Regions from separate parts of the Homo sapiens genome. Here region 2 is linked to region 1. Evidence: read pairs that join two places in POLR2A ChIA-PET (ENCODE). Cell type or tissue: GM12878. All regions are shown on one strand.

Region 1 (5,000 bases):
CAGGCTGGAGTGCAGTGGCGCCATCTCGGCTCACTGCAACCTCTGCCTCCTAGGTTCAAGCGATTCTTGTGCCTCAGCCTCTGAGTCACTGGGATTACAGACGCCCACCACCACACCCGGCTAATTTTTTGTATTTTTTAGTAGAGACTGGGTTTCGCCAAGTTGGCCAGGCTGGTCTTGAACTCCTGACCTCAGGTGATCCACCTACCTCGGCCTCCCAAAGTGCTGGGATTACAGGCTTGAGCCACCGCACCCAGCTCTTTTAACTTTTATTTATTTATTTATTTTTAATGAGGTCTCACTCTGTAACACAGACTGTATTGCAGTGCAATCATGGCTCACTGCAGCCTTGAACTCCTGGGCTCAAGCAATCCTCCCGCCTCAGCCTCCTGCCACTACAGGCACATGCCACAACACGAGGCTAATTAAACAAAATTTTTTTGCTGGGCGTGGTGGCTCACGCCTGTAACCTCAGCACTGTGGGAGGCCAAGGCTGGCGGATCACGAGGTCAGGAGATCGAGACCATCCTGGCTAACGTGGTGAAACTCCGTCTCTACTAAAAATACAAAAAATTAGCCGGGCATGGTGGCGGATGCCTGTAGTCCCAGCTACTCGGGAGGCTGGGGCAGGAGAATGGCATAAACCCGGGAGGCAAAGGCAGGAGAATGGCACGAACCCGGGAGGCAGAGCTTGCAGTGAGCTGAGATACGCCACTGCACTCCAGCCTGGGTGACAGAACGAGACTCCGTCTCCAAAAAAAAAAAAAAATTTGTGGAAATGGAGTCCCACTTTGGTGCCCAAGCTGGTCTTGAACTCCTTGCTTCAAGTGATCCTCCTGCCTTGGCCCCCTGAAATGCTTGGATTGCATGAATGAAACTGTTCATGGCCTTTTTTTGGCTTTTTTTTTTTTTTTTTTTTTAAGATGAGGGTCTTGCTATGTTGTGTAGGCTGTCCTTGAACTCCTGGGCTCAATCAATACTCCTGCCCCAGCTTCCCTGGTAGCTGGGACTGTAGGCACGAACCACCATGTCTGTGTTTAATATTTTGAGGAATTGTCAGGTTACTTTCCAGAGTGGCTGCGCTATTTTACATATTCACAAGCAGTATATGAGGATTCCAATTGCTCTATGTCCCTATACTTGTTACTGCCTTTTTTCTTTTAGCCATCCTAGTGGGTGCGAAGTGGTGTCTTATGTTTTGATTTGTGTTTCATTGATGACTAATCACGTTAAACATCTTTTTGTGTACTTATTGGCCATTCATATATCTTTTTTGAGAAATGTCTGTTTAAATCCTTTGCGTGCTTTTAAATTGAGTTGCCTTTTGTTATTGAGTTGTGATCTTTTTTTGGTCTTGTTTTTGTTTTGTTTTTTTTTTTCAGACGGAGTCTCACTCTGTCACCCAGGCTGGAGTGCAGTGATGCCATCTCGGCTCACTGTAACCTCCGCCTCCCAGGTTCAAGCGATTCTCCTGCCTCAGCCTCCCGAGTAGCTGGGACTACAGGCGCACACCGCCACGCCTAGCTAATTTTTTTTTTTTTTTTTTTTTGGTATATTTAGTAGAGACGGGGTTTCACTATGCTGGCCAGGCTGGTCTCAAACTCCTGACCTTGTGATACGCCCACCTCAGCCTCCCAAAGTGCTAGGATTACAGGCGTGAGCCACTGCATCCAGCCAAGTTGTGTTCTTTATATATACTGCATATAAGTCCCTTATTAAATATATGATTTGCAAATATTTTTTCTAATTTCTATGGCTTTTAATTTTATTGGTGGTATCATTTTCAGTACAAAAGCTTTTCATGTTGATGTAGTCCAATTTCTTCTTCTTCTCCGCCTTCTTATTCTTATCAGTGAAGCAGGGTTCTTGCTTTGTTGCCCAACCTGGAGTGCAGTGGTGTGATTGTAGCTCACTGTAGCCTTAAACTCCTGGTCTCAAGTGATCTTTTTGCCTCAACATCCCCAGTAGGTACAACTGCAAGTTGTACCACCACACCCAGCTAATTTTTTTGGTATTTTTTGTAGAGTTGGGGTCTTACTATGTTACCCAGGCTGACCTTGAACCTTTAGCCTCAAGCAGTCCTGCTTCAGCTTCCCAGAGTACTGGGATTACAGGTGTGAACCACCTGGCCCCAACATTGTACTATTTTTTTTTTGACGCTTTTGGTCTTGTAAGAAGCCACACCTCACCCAAGGTTTGAGCAGTTTTAATTAATGAATTAGTTAATTTTATGAGACAAGGTCTGGCTCTGTTGCCCAGGCTGGAGTACAGTGGTGCAATCTTGGCTCAATGCAACCTCTGCCTCCCAGGGGCTCAAGCCATCCTCCTACTTCAGCATCCCGAGTAGCTGTGACTACAAGCATGCTCCACCACACTCGGCTAATTTTTGGTGTTTTGTTTTTTTTTTTCAGATGGAGTCTGGCTCTGTTGTCCAGGCTGAGTGTAGTGGCGCAATCTTGGCTCACTGCAACCTCCGCCTCCCATGTTCAAGCGATTCTCCTGCCTCAGCCTCCTGAGTAGCTGGGATTACAGGCATGCACCACCACACCTGGCTAATTTTTTTTTTTTTTCTTTGAGACAGAGTTTCACTCTTGTTGCCCAGGCTGGAGTGCAGCGGCACAAACTCGGCTCACTGCAGCCTCCGCCTCCCAGGTTCAAGCAGTTCTCCTACCTCAGCCTCCCGAGTAGCTGGCATTGCAGGCACCACGCCCGGCTAATTTTTGTATTTTTAGTAGAGATGGGGTTTTGCCATATTGGCCAGGCTGGTCTCGAACTCCTGACCTCAAGTGATCCCCCCGCCTTGGCCTCCCAAAGTGCTGGGATTACAGGCGTGAGCCACTGTGCCTGGCCCTGTCAGCTTTTATTTAGATATCCAAAAAGCTCTCTTTCTACTCACTTTCTTCTTTTTTTTTTTTTTTTTTTTTTTTTTGAGACAAGACACTATTCACTTTCTCCTTTTTTATAGAGACAGAGTCTTGTCACATTGCCCAGGCTGGTCTCAAACTCCTGGGCTCTAGCAGTCCTCCCTCCTCAGCCTCCTAAATTGCTGGGATTCCAGACATGAGCCTTTCTCCTTTTGTTTATTTCTTCTCTTTGCAAGAAGAGACTAAATAAATAAATAGTATCACCAATATGTATTTTTCATACTTTATGCAACAATTTGTTATGAGATACCAAAGCTGAAGAATGAGGTGTTTGACCATATTCAAAGACCACATGTGTCAGGACTGTTTACATTTCTGAAAGTACTTAGGGCAATCACAGGATGAAAGCAGTGTGTACTAAATCCTCTGTCCACAGAATTCTGCAAATATTATGTGTCTTGAGGGCAGACTTGTTTGTTAACAGTGAGGTTGGTGGTCAAGTAAGTTCCTGGAAGTAAAATTGTTGGGTAAGGGATGTGTGTTTTTCATATTGATCCATGTTGCTAAATTGCCCCTCAGAATGAGGGTTTCTCTTTACATTTCCCTGTCAATGTGTAAGAGTATCTTACATATACATCATACCCTCACCAACATAATGTGTTAGTCACACTTTCTGATCTAAGTGCAAAGGGTTTCATATGTTTAATATGTATTTATTTTGTTACAATTTCTTTTTGTTACAGTTAATCTTTTGATGTGAAATTTGTTTTGTTTTGTTTTTGAGACGGGGTCTTACTATGTTGCTTAGGCTGGTCTCAAACTCCTGGGCTCAAGGGATCTTCCTTCCTCAGCTTCCTGAATAGCTGGGATTACAAGTGCATGTCACCATGCCCAGCCTTGATATGAATTTTCAAAGGCTGGATTTACTTATGCTTCCAGCCGTGTATAGGGAGTACAATGTCTGTTTTGTTCTCATTAGGGAAACATCATATGACTATTACTAAATTAAAACATTACAGAAATGTGTGAAGCACTCTAGAAAGCCAGTGTCATGCCACCTTACTTCAGTGGCTTTGTAGCTCTAGTCCCAAAACCCTAATGAGGGCCACGCACGGTGGCTTACGCCTGTAGTCCCAACACTTTGTTAGGCCGAGGTGGGAGGATTACTTGAGGTCAGGAGTTTGAGACCAGTCTGGTCAACATGGCAAAAACCCATTTCTACTAAATTAGCCGGGCATGGTGGCGGCATACACCTGTAATTCCAGCTACTCAGGAGGCTGAGGCGCGAGAATTGCTTGAACCCAGGAGGTGTAGGTTGCAGTGAGCCAAGATTGAGCCACTGCACGCCAACCTGGGTGACAGAGTGAGACTCTGTCTCAATAAAAACCAACCAACCAAACAAAATAACCCTAACGAGGACCCATAGTTCCAGCTACACTGGAGACTGAGGTGGGAGGATGGCTTAAGCTTGGGAGGTGGAGGTTGCAGTGAGCCAAGACCATGCCACCGCACTCCAGCTTGGGCGATAGAGCAAGACCCTGTCTCAAAGGAAAAAGAACAAAGGGGAGTCACAATACATACTTTGTTGCAACTTGTTTCTATTCATGCATGTAGAGCTGCCTTATTTATTTATTTATTTATTTATTTATTTATTTATTTATTTATTTTTGAGAGAGTCTAGCTTTGTTGCCCAGGCTGGAGTGCAGTGCGTGAATTTGGCTCACTGCAACCTCCGCCTCCCAAGGTTCAAGTGATTCTTGGGCCTCAGCCTCCGGAGTAGCTGGGACAACAGGCATGGGCCACCATGCTTGGCTAATTTTTGTAGTTTAGTGGAGACGGGGTTTCACCATGTTGGCCAGGCTGGTCTCAAACTCCTAACTTCAGGTGATCTGCCCACCTCAGCCTCCCGAAGTGTTGAGATTACAGGTGTGAGCCACCGCACCTGGCTATTCTTTTTTCGTTTGTTTGTTTTGAGACAGAATCTTGCTCTGTTGCCAGGCTGGAGTACAGTGGTGCAATCTCGTCTCACTGCAACCTCTGCCTCCCGGGTTCAAGCAATTCTCCTGCCTCAGCCTCCTGAGTAGCTGGGACTACAGGGGCGCCCCACCACACCCGGCTAATTTTTGTATTTTTAGT
Region 2 (5,000 bases), 130 kb before region 1:
TGCCAGGCTAAAGTGTCCAGTCAACAGTTAACAGTGGTATGGGGTGGCATGTGCCCAACACACATTTCCTAGGATGGCTTTGACTTATTAATAAAATATGATAGATATAGTAGTCATCGCAAAAAACTATCAACGTGTCTCAGAGATTTGAATACCTCTGCATCCAAACTTCACCTCCCAGGCTGCCTCTGACACTCAGAAGTAGCCCAGAAATCCTTTATTTAGTGGTTTCTTGATTTCTGCTTTGGAAAATATGGTCAGTTGTAATTATGGGTATGTGAGAGTTCAGAGGAGAGAGAGCTGCGTGGGCTGGAGCGGGCTGGAAAGGCTTGGCACCGAACTGGGAGTGGAGCTGGGCTGGCCGGCAGCTGAGGGGGCTGAGATGGGCTGGGGTGGGCCAAGCTCACAGCCTCCAGGGACGTTTCCTGAAGGGCCTGCAGTGGGGCTGTGCACCAGGGAAATTGCAAGCCTCTTCAGGACTCCCTCCCTCCCGGCCCTGCACCTCCCCACGGGGGCCCTGGAGCAGGCCAGGCTCCAGTTAAGGCATGTTCAGCCCCAGACCTTTGCTCCGGCCTCTCCACCCAGGCTTCCCAGGGAACTGGGTAAAGGGCTGTGCTATGGGACAGCGAGGCCAGGCACCCTGAGGCTTGAGCAGTTGACAGCATGAGGACTAAGATGACCCCAGCCAGCCCGCCCACCCCCTCCACACCCCCACTCCCTGCCTGCTCTGGGGCCCTTGGCCCTGAGGCCTCAGCAGCTGTCAGCAGGGAAGGGTGACAGAGGAGGGCCAGAGGTGACTTCCCAGCCTGCCCATTCTCCCCCTGCTTGGGCCAGGCCCAGAGCTCTCCCCAGCTGTTGTCAGCAGCTGTGGAGCTTTGTTCTGGGGCCAGCTCTGGGTAGCCCCCTCCTCCCAGTACATCTTCCCACCATCCTTCACAGCTGCTGCCCTTGGGGAGGGGCTGGGGCTAGTGTGGGAGACAGAGTCACATCTTTGGTTCCTTTGATCCTACCAACGACCTGAAGAAGAGGAATTCATGCCCTTGTTTTTATGGAAGAGAAAACTGATTCAGAGAGGCCAAGCAACTTGCTTGAAGTCACACAGCTTAGTGGCTGACTTCAGGCTCCTGGCTCCCCACCCAGTGCTCTCCGACTGCCTTTCTTCAATGTGCATTTGGCGCAGGATGCCAGGGGCTTCAGGGCTCCTGGGCTTGACTCCCAGCTTGGCCATTTGCGACCTCAGGCGAGCTGCTTAACCACCTGGACTGGAACTCCCGTTTTCTTGCTTGTGAAATAAGATAATGGTACCGACCTCTTGGGACTGTTGAGCAAATTAAATCAGATAATTAACATCAGGTACTTAGCATAAGGCTTGATGTGTTCTTTGTGCTCAAGCTGAGAGCTGGCAACGTTACCATCGAGGGTATTAACCACCTGTGTGCCTGGCATTCTGGGTGGTTCTATGGAGGCTACAGACACATTCTTTAAATATTTGTATCAGTCAGTAAATATTTATTTGGCACCTACTGTGTGCCAGGTGCTAGAAAAAGGGCAGCGACAAAACAGACCAATTCCCGTTCCTGCTTATATTCTGCTTCACAAAGTGGCTGGAGAGACACTACTCATCCTAACCATGGAAGCCTCTGGAGTGCTTTCACACACTGGGATTCACATCCATATTTTGCAGATGAGAAAACTGGGACCCAGAGAAGATCGATGGCAGAGTTGAGCCAGGACCCAGCTTTTCTGAGGGTCTCAGGCAGTGCTGCTGAGCACAGGAGGCAGCCCTGTGGGCTTCCTGGAGGAGGCATTTTGTGCTGAATCTTACAGGGCCTCAGGGCCTGGCAGGGGAGGTGGGGAACAGTACAGGATGCAGCCACCACAGTCTGGGCAGGAACAATTTCAGGAAGGTCTTACGGAGGGCAAGGCCTTTTGTTCCCCAGGGAGGAGGCCCAGTCAGAGCTTTAAATACCCCGTGCAGCCCAGAATAGCCCCCATTGTGTTGGTCTGCAGCTGGGGGACCCAGGGAGGAACCAACATCGCCATGGAGGATCCTGAGGGGGCTGATTCTGGCAGATTCTGGAGGTGGGGCGGGGAGGTCTTCAGGCACTTCCCTATATGGTGCGGTGGCATTTCTGTGGAAGGCTTTTCTAGTCTGGCTCAGGCAGGAAGGCCTGCTTTGTGGGAAGGGTGGAGCAGCAGCTCAAGTTCTGCGTGAGCAACGTGCAGCTGAGGGGGGAGCCTGGTGGGTGGGGGACTCCCAGGGACGGCTCTGTGCCTGACTGAAGGTGCCTCTTTGTGCACCAGAGGTATGTGTGCATTGGCCCACTGGGCCCTCCTGTAGGTGGGCCTAGCCCAGGCCCTTGCCAGGGCCTCTTGGCACCCTCTCCTGCTCTAGCTATTTTGGGCACTGGCTGTGTTCGGGTTTGGGGAGTGATGGGTAATCCTGCCTAGACCAAGGCTGCTGGGGTGAGGTTGGTGGGGTACTGACTGGACTGCCATTCCAGCTCCCTGAATCTTTGATCACTGTAGCCTCTGCCCCTGGCTTCAGCTTCAAAGGGTCATGGTCAGCAGACTCTGAGGGGATGCCAGCCCCACTGATGAGGCAGAGAAGGGTGCCAGACAAGCCTGTCCCTTGGGACATTCCCTGCTCTCAGTATCAGGGATAGTTGTGCTTTTTCTAAGCAACTGGTTTGTTTTTACATTGTGAGACATGGAATCTAGGGACTGGTCAGGTTTCCTTCTTCCCATTGGCTGCTGGCAAGCTCAGGGCCACATGAGTTGTCCCTTTCCTAGATCTCTGGGATTCAGCATGTGCTCTCTGTCTGCTTGCCTCACTCCAGGCTCCATCTGCCTGCCCTGCCTGAGTTTTTCTTATATTTCTTTAGTTAATATTCTCTTGGCTGTTAAGTGTGCATCTTTGTAAGCTGTCTGCAGCCTTTTTGGAACAGGGCAAGAGGGGAGGTATAAATGAATGATGAGGATGATGGTGATGATGACCCTTTGCTCAGCGGGTCTCTGCAGCCTGACTCCTTCTGGCTCTGTCCTGACATTGTTTCTGTTTTTGTTTTTTGAGATGGAGTCTCACTCTGTCGCCCAGGCTGGAGTGCAATGGCGCCATCTTGGCCCACTGCAACCTCCACCTCCCGGGTTCAAGCGATTCTCCTGCCTCAGCCTCCCAAGTAGCTGGGATTACAGGCATGTGCCACCATGCCCGGCTAATTTTTGTATTTTTTAGTAGAGACGGGGTTTCACCATGTTGGTCAGGCTGGTCTCGAACTCCTGACCACCAGTCCCAAAGTGCTGGAATTATAGGCGTGAGCCACCGCACCCAGCCTGTCCTGACTTTGTAATCCCCTCCTTTAGCCCTGTTCCTTTTGCAGGTGGGACACAGCCTAGAATTTTAGAATCCTAATGTTTTAGAGTGTCAGTGCTCTAAAATATCAAAACCAGAGGAAGCTTTGGGGTCGTTTAAGTTGATGGCTTTCAAACTCATTAAGCAGTGAGACCCTTATTTTAATCAAAATAACAAAGATAATCACAGCAAACACTTTTTTTTTTTTAACAGCCCAGAGGTCTTTTTTTTTTTTTAAATACCTATTATGCCGTGAATTCATAGAGAATAGGTTCCAGCAGCTCAGGCTCCTTCCCATTGGTTCTCACAAAGTGTGCTTTGCTGGGTGGAGCAGGCTGGCGCTTTAGTTGAACCCAGGTACCTTTCTCTTTGGCTTCTCTCTTTTTCTGATCATTCTCCTTCACGCGTTTCAGGAAGCTATCTCGGCTCTCAGAGTGCTTAATGTGCTCAATACGCACATTAATTCTCTTGGCAAGAATCTTGCCCTTAACTTGTTTGTTTACAACAATGCTAGCAGCATACTGGATAACATTGTAGACTCTTCCAGTTTTGCCATGGTAACACTTGTGGGGCGTTCCTTTTTGAACAGTACCCATTCCCTTGATGTCTACAATATCACCTTTCTTATAGATTCGCATATACGTGGCCAAAGGAACAACTCCATGTTTTCTAAAAGGCCTGGAGAACATCTATTGGGTGCCTCTCCTCTTTCCCTTTGTGTTCGTCATTTTGGCGAATTACTGGAAGATGGCGGTTCCGGCCGAAAGGCAGCAAACACTTATAGAACATTCACCATGTGCTGTGTTATCTGTAGCATTTTACATCTGTATTTAACCCTCACAACAGCCGTATGAGATAGATATTATTACTATGAATGATCGTGCCCATTTTACACATGAGGAAACGGAGGCACAGAGAGGAGAAATGACTTGCTCATGGCCTCACAGCTAACCAAGGGCTGAACCAGATATTTATGTAGGTGAGAATATAGAAAGGAAAGAGGTGGATTTGTAGCCGGGCACAGTGGCTCATGCCTGTAATCCCAGCACTTTAGGAGGCCGAGGCAGGAGGATCGCTTGAAACCAGGAGTTCGAGACCAGCCTGGGCAACATAGCGAGACCTCATCTCTACAAAAAATAAATTAGCCAGATGTAGTGATGTACACCTATACTCCCAGCTACTTGGAAGGCTGAGGCAGGAGGATATCTTGAGCCTAGGAGGCTCTGAGGAGGCCCACTGCCCTCCAGCCTGGGCGACAGAGCAGAACCCTGTTAAAAAAAAATTGGATGTGTTTTGATGAAAGTGAGTGTTTGGGAAGGGGCCCAAACTCTAACGGTGCCCCGCTTCCACCTCACTCCTGTCCAGAGTGGCCCTGAGGCTGCTGAGGATGGACTGGAGAGCCATGACCTAGGGCTGCTTCATCATCGGACAGAGGGGAGTCTGAGGCCCAGAGAAGGGAAGGGACCAGCGAGCAGAGCTGGTTGGGAGCCCTGTTCTCAGTCGCTGCCCTGAAGAGCACCAGCACCCCCTTACCTGCATGGTCGCCGGCCCTGGGAGTGAGCCCCTGCCCCGGTCTCTGCACTCAGCAGCTGAACGAAGCTCTCTTTCTCTCTGGGGCACAGGTACCTCCAGACTTTCTGGAGGGTCC

What was found. ChIA-PET counts read pairs that join two places held together with the same protein. Peaks named below come from ENCODE experiments on the same cell type or tissue, not always from the same donor. Only the 100,000 strongest peaks of a DNase experiment are listed, where the experiment ranks them.
Region 2: POLR2A ChIA-PET joins it to region 1 with 5 read pairs; 7 of 35 experiments call an interaction of 5 or more read pairs at or near these places.

What each region holds. Positions count from the first base shown.
Region 1 is chr1:21,774,522-21,779,521 of GRCh38, reverse strand. The region is part of intron 1 of USP48 (ubiquitin specific peptidase 48); the gene reads left to right. Among named protein-coding and RNA genes, the nearest start is that of USP48, 6.1 kb to the left of the region's middle. In GM12878, no CTCF peak of the experiment used is centred here; no DNase peak of the experiment used is centred here; H3K4me3 peaks cover 2,467 bases; H3K27ac peaks cover 2,573 bases.
Region 2 is chr1:21,907,178-21,912,177 of GRCh38, reverse strand. The region is part of intron 1 of HSPG2 (heparan sulfate proteoglycan 2); the gene reads left to right. It also overlaps the pseudogene RPL21P29. Among named protein-coding and RNA genes, the nearest start is that of HSPG2, 28 kb to the left of the region's middle. RefSeq lists enhancers at 613-1,328, 1,329-2,044, 2,041-2,110, 2,161-2,220, 2,281-2,330 and 1 more. In GM12878, no CTCF peak of the experiment used is centred here; DNase peaks (open chromatin) are centred at 2,227 and 2,624; H3K27ac peaks cover 381 bases.